Regions from separate parts of the Homo sapiens genome. Here region 2 is linked to region 1. The links are chromatin loops, found by intact Hi-C in ENCODE. Cell type or tissue: psoas muscle. All regions are shown on one strand. Links, peaks and the distances in the headings refer to the core of each region. The heading gives the core; the rest is flanking DNA. Region 1 has its middle 5.9 kb from the start of RPP14. Region 2 overlaps FLNB (filamin B).

Region 1 (2,906 bases), core at 366-2,865:
ATGCAATGTATGTGTAGCCACAGTAAGTGGGACAAAAGCTGTAAGCCTCACCTTAGTTCAGATTAAGCATTGGCGCTGGATGAAGATACTTGGTTTCCAGTTGTTTTTTTTTTTTAGGATTTCAGATAAGGGATGGGAGCCTGCTTTCTAGGTCCGGCTCTCCTGCCTTGGGGGTGGGCTGAGGAGGCATTTTTTTCTTCCAGCATGGAAGGCGCAGCATATAGATAGGTCCATAGATCCCTCTTGTGCCTAACTATGTAAGTAGCAGGTCCTGATTTTTATTTAATAATTATTAGTGTTACCAAAATGATGCTCTGTCACTTTAAAAGAAATCAAACAAAAAGATTGCTTAAAAAAGGAGAGTCTCCTACACCCTCTGCACAGCCCCACCCTTCCCCCATCAGTCAGTCCATTGGGGTTTCTGTGCATTTGCACACATACATACGGGTAAGCAGTGTAAAACTGGTTGGCTTTGTGGATTTTTTTTTTATAACACAATTGGGGCTATGCTAGACATTACTGTTGCCCACTCCTCCTGCTCTTTTCCCTGGAGCTCTTCTAGGTCCAAACCCACAGAGCCCTCAGGTTCCTATAACAGGGATGCAGAGTCCTCCAGAGAAAACGGGGTACAAATCTCTTTGTAAGGACCTCTTTGAACCCCCAGGAGAAGGTCTCTGAATTTGAAGAAAGGATTTAAGGCCCCTCCAGAAACGGGCTGCTTTATTACAGGGTCGTTATCCCCTCCCCAAAATCTCCCTTCCTGGGGCCCTGGAGCCATTTTTTTAGGAGGGAGATTTCTAAGATCACTTCCAAGGAAAGTTTCCTCCGTCATTTAAATACAGTTCAGAAATGCTGGGTGAGACAAAGTTAAACAGCATGGCTCCAGCTATAACCCCCAGACAAGCAGGGGAATGACTGAAGGAGAAAAGATGTCCTCCAGTAGCTGCTGGCAGAGGGGTGGGTGCTGGGGCAGGGGACCAGGCTGTCTTGCTGTTCCCTGGGTGATGGGGGTGGTTTTGATGGTCTAGGAAAGGGCTTTTAGTCTTTTTTACCATTGTCTGGTGCACTGCCCCCAGAGTTCCTGCCCGAAACGGGTGTGCTTATGTCCTTCCCAGGTCCCCTTTACTGACTGCTGCATCCACCCCCCACCTGCTGGGTTGGCTGCCCAGTTGAGCCACCCTCAGATGACTGGAGGTGCCTGCGAAGCTATACCTTTTCTCCTCTTATGTCCAAGTGTTGCCAGATAAAATACAGGATGCCCAGTTAAATGTTAATTTCAGATAAACAACAAATACATTTTTAGTATAAAGATGTCCCACTCATTGTTTATCTGAAACTCAAATTTAACTGGGAATTCTGTATTTTTGCTTGTTTTTGCAGAGAAAAAACAAACAAGATAGGTGTGGTCCACAGCTCCCTCTTGTGCCTAACTACGTAAGTAGCAGGTCCTGATTTTTTATTTAATAATTATTAGTGTTACCAAAATGATGCTGTCACTTTAAAAGAAATCAAACAGCCGGGCACGGTGGCTCACACCTGATCCCAGCACTTTGGGAGGCCGAGGCAGGCAGATCATCTGAGGTCGGGAGTTAAAGACCAGCCTGACCAACATGGAGAAACCCTGTCTCTACTAAAAATGCAAAATTAGGCCAGGCGCAGTGGCTCACTCCTGTAATCCCAGCACTTTGGGAGGCCGAGGCAGGCAGGTCATCTGAGGTTGGGAGTTAAAGACCAGCCTGACCAACATGGAGAAACCCTGTCTCTACTAAAAATGCAAAATTAGCCAGGCGTGGTGGCGCATGCCTGTAATCCCAGCTACTCTGGAGGCTGAGGCAGGAGAATTGCTTGAACCCAGGAGGTGGAGGTGGAGGTGAGCAGAGATCGGGCCATTGCACTCCAGTCTGGGCAACAAGAGCGAAACTCCGACTCAAACAAAACAAAACAAAACGAAAAACAAAAAACAAATTAGCCCCGTGTGATGGTGCATGCCTGTAATCCCAGTTACTTGGGAGGCTGAGGCAGGAGAATAGCTTGAACCTGGGAGACAGAAGTTGCAGTGAGCTGAGATTGTGCCATTGCACTCCAGCCTGGGCAACAAGAACAAAACTCTGTCTCAAAAAAAAAAATCAAACAAAAAGATTGCTGAAAAAATGAAAGTCTCTTACACCCTCTGCACAGCCCCACCCTTCCCCCATCAGTCAGTCCACTGGGATTTCTGTGCATTTGCACACATACATACGGGTAAGAACTCCTGGGTTCAAGCAATCCTCCTGCCTCAGCCTCCAAAAGCACTGTGATTACAGACATGAGCCGCCGTGCCTGGCCTATCCTATATTTTTATTTGCTAAATCTGGCAACCCTATAGGTAGCAGCCAATGACACCTATAGAAGGCTTGGCCCCCTTGCCTCAAAGCCTAGAAGCTTCCTTAGTATCATTTATGCTCCAGGACTCCCCATGGGATCCAGCTGAGGCTAGACTCAGCTGAATCTGTTACTGAAACACCAAGTGTTGCTTCTAGGTCCTGCTGCTCACCAAAGAGAAAGCTAATCACTGAAACAATGAATATTGCCAGGGAAGAAGGCTTTCTTTGAGAGCTGCTGCTGTGGACATGGGAGATCAGTCTCAAATCCATCTCCCTGACTGACTAAAATTAGGAGTTTATACAGCAGAAATATAACAAATGCAGGAAAACAGGAATCAGGGAAGGATAAGGAAGGGGAGTTGGTCAACAGAAAGCAGGTCGTGGGAGACAGGCAGTCATGAAGGGTGAAGGGTCTGGACTGTCATTGTCCAAATGCAGTGATCTGGTGAGTTTCAGCTCCTTGATACTACCTGGGAAGCCTCATGGTTGGTTTACTGAGAAAGGAACTCAGATAAGACAAATGTAACTTCTCAAATTTTAAGA
Region 2 (2,906 bases), core at 93-2,592, 290 kb before region 1:
TGATGATCAAGGCCTAGAAGTTTGGGTGGTGTGTTTTGTTTTGGGCCTTTAGAGAAAGGAATTGTTTCCTTTTCAGAGGATGTGGTCTAACCCTAAAGTTTACTTGACTGACTTAAACCAGGCCAGCGCCAGAGCAGGCAGGGTGCGTGTTCCCAAGACTTCGGGTCACTAGGCAGCTTCCAGGGTGGTGGGTCACTGGTCCAGTCAGCTCCTTTTCCTTCCTCTCCCTTTTGTGCTACTACTACCAAAATAATTTCCAAATAACCTTAAGTTCTGCTCTTTCTTGCATGTCTAGCAGATGCCAGCATGTCTTTTGGGTAGTACAGAGAGTGCTTAAAAAGTAGCAAAGTTGGCCGGACGTGGTGGCTCATGCCTGTAATCCCAGCACCCTGGGAGGCCAAGGTGGGTGGATCACCTGAGGTCTGGAGTTTGAGACCAGCCTGACCAACATGGAGAAACCCCATCTCTACTAAAAATACAAAATTAGATGGCCGTGGTGGTGCATGCCTGTAATCCCAGCTACGTGGGAGGCTGAGGCAGGACAATAGCTTGAATCCAAGGGCAGAGGCTGTGTTGAGCTGAGATCATGCCATTGCACTCCAGCTTGGGCAACAGGAGCAAAACTCCATCTCAAAAAAAAGTAGCAAAGTAGCATGCTTTGTCAGAATTATTAATAACAAGTTGTGGGCCATGTACAAGGTGGCACATTAGCATTCAATGTCACTTGTGTAGTAGTTAAGAGCAAGGATTCTTGGTTCAAATCCCACTTGCCACTAAGTAGCTATTAGAAACTTCTGTGCCTTGGTTTCCTTATCACTAAAATGGGGATAATAACTACCTTCTTAAAAGGCTGTTATAAAGATTAAACAAGTTAATAATTTTTAAAGTGCTTGGCACAGTTTATGGTACATAGTAAGTGCTCTGTGAATGCCTGTTAATTAAATAAGGCACTGTTTAATAATCTCAAAAGTCATGCCGGAAAGGTTTGCACACTGAAAGGGCATTTGAAATCAGCGCGCTCTGGGGAGAACAGCTTGGTTGGCTAAGGTTGATCCTACTTGCTAAAATACGGCTATGGACTGCCTAGAGGGTGTCACCTCCTTGAAAGGGGCTGCCCCCTGCTATGTTATGGCTGCCTCCAGGGCCCATTCACACCAGCTTTGTTTCCAAGCTGGACAGGGAGCTCCAGGCGTCTGGTCATTCCAGCCTCCCACCCCTTTCAGGAATCTCTGGGCCAAATCACTTCCAGATGGTGGTTGGGCCTCTGTGGAGTTCTCCCAGCAACGGCGGAGCCAGCATGCCAGTCGGCAGCCGCCTTCGTTCTTGGAGAGTCTGAGCTAAAGGAGGGCTTTGATTTGGAGCCAAATTGTGTCTCTTGGGTCCTGGTTTTGTGCTGTGAGGCAGGTACCATGGAGTGGGCTGCTGGCTTAGTTGAGGATGGCTGCCCTGCTCCTTAGGGGAGCAGATACCCAGGGCCTGGAGCCTTTAGGCCCTGCCTCCAGTAGCTCCATGGTCAGGGTGCCAGTCACCTTGCGTTTTCTTTTTCTTTTTTTTTGAGATGGAGTCTTGCTCTGTCGCCCAGGTTGGAGTGCAGTGGCGTGATCTCGGCTCACTGCAACCTCTGTCTCCCGGGGTCAAGCAATTCTCCTGCCTCAGCCTCCTGAGTAGCTGGGATTACAGGCGTGCGCCACTATGTCTGGCTAATTTTTGTATTTTTAGTAGAGATGGGGTTTCACCTTGTTGGTCAGGCTGGTCTCGAACTCCCAACCTCGTGATCCACCTGCCTCGGCCTCCCAAAGTGCTGGGATTACAGGCGTGAGCCACCGGACCCAGCCAACTTTGCTACATCAGTTTCCAGGTAGCATATCCTAGGCAAAACTGGATGTAGCCTAGTGATTCAGGGCCTCGGTCTGAAGCTAGACTGTCTGGATTCTAATCCGCACTCTGCCTGATACCAGCTGTGCAACTCTAGTCCACTGCTTTAACCTTTCTGTGCCTGCTTCCCTGTCTATAAAATGCAAGAGCAAAATAGTTGCTATCTTAGAGTTGCTGGGAGCATTATATTTGATGAGGTTAAGTTATAGCACAGTGTTGTCATTATCACTATGAATATTGTGCTTTTGGACCCAAGTCCAGGACTTTGTCTTGTCTTCTGTCTATTCTCTGGCCAGTCCAGATATTTTTGGAATCCTATTGCTGTCATCTGGTGTGTTAGCTGTTCCCTTTCTCCAAGTTCAGAACGTCTGATGAAGATGTCTCCCAAGATCCTTTCTTCCTTTCCTCATTCAACAAATATATGAAAGCCCATCTCTGAACCAGGCCCTGTGCTGGGTGCTAGGACAACAGGAATGAGAGGATCATGTCCTTTGCTTGCCTCAGATACTGCTCAGAGGAGAAGAGACAAGCAAGCAGGGAGAGCCATGCAGAGGAGAGCTGCTCAAACCTTCAGGCCCATGCTCATCACCTGGGGACTTTGTTAAAAATGCAGGTCTGATTGAGTAGGTGCTGGGGTGTAGGCTGGGATTCTGCGTTTCCAGTCAGCTTCAGATCCTGCTGTCTGTGCACCGTGCTGTAAGTAGCAAGGATCTAGGTGCCAAGCCCTCTGAAAAGGAGGAGCACCTGCCCCTAGGCTGGGTATGGGTAATCTAGAAGGTTCCCTGGAGGAAGGGACCTTTCAGCTAAGACCTAAAGCGTGACTAGAATTAGGCAGGCAAACAGACATTTACACAGGAGCAGACGAGTGTGTCAGTTTAGAGGTCTTGATGCTCAGGTCAGAGGGGCAGTGGAGGGGTGGGCAGGGCTGGTTTACCAAGGGCTTTCTGAAACTGGAGGCTGCCTATGGGGTATGCTCCTTGAGTTTGTTTGTTTGTTTTTTTTTTTGAGTTGGAGTTTCAATCTTGTTTCCT

Evidence for each region. Peaks named below come from ENCODE experiments on the same cell type or tissue, not always from the same donor. Only the 100,000 strongest peaks of a DNase experiment are listed, where the experiment ranks them.
Region 2: a loop joins it to region 1, with 2.7 times the contacts of the local background. A loop is called at or near these places in 33 of 110 quality-filtered maps.

Annotation. Positions count from the first base shown.
Region 1 is chr3:58,298,887-58,301,792 of GRCh38, forward strand. No RefSeq gene overlaps it. Among named protein-coding and RNA genes, the nearest start is that of RPP14, 5.9 kb to the right of the region's middle. In psoas muscle, for the core only: a CTCF peak has its summit at 1,424 (motif pointing left); no DNase peak of the experiment used is centred there.
Region 2 is chr3:58,013,192-58,016,097 of GRCh38, forward strand. The region is part of intron 1 of FLNB (filamin B); the gene reads left to right. Among named protein-coding and RNA genes, the nearest start is that of FLNB, 6.2 kb to the left of the region's middle. RefSeq lists enhancers at 399-899, 926-1,439, 1,440-1,952, 1,953-2,466. In psoas muscle, for the core only: no CTCF peak of the experiment used is centred there; a DNase peak (open chromatin) is centred at 1,230.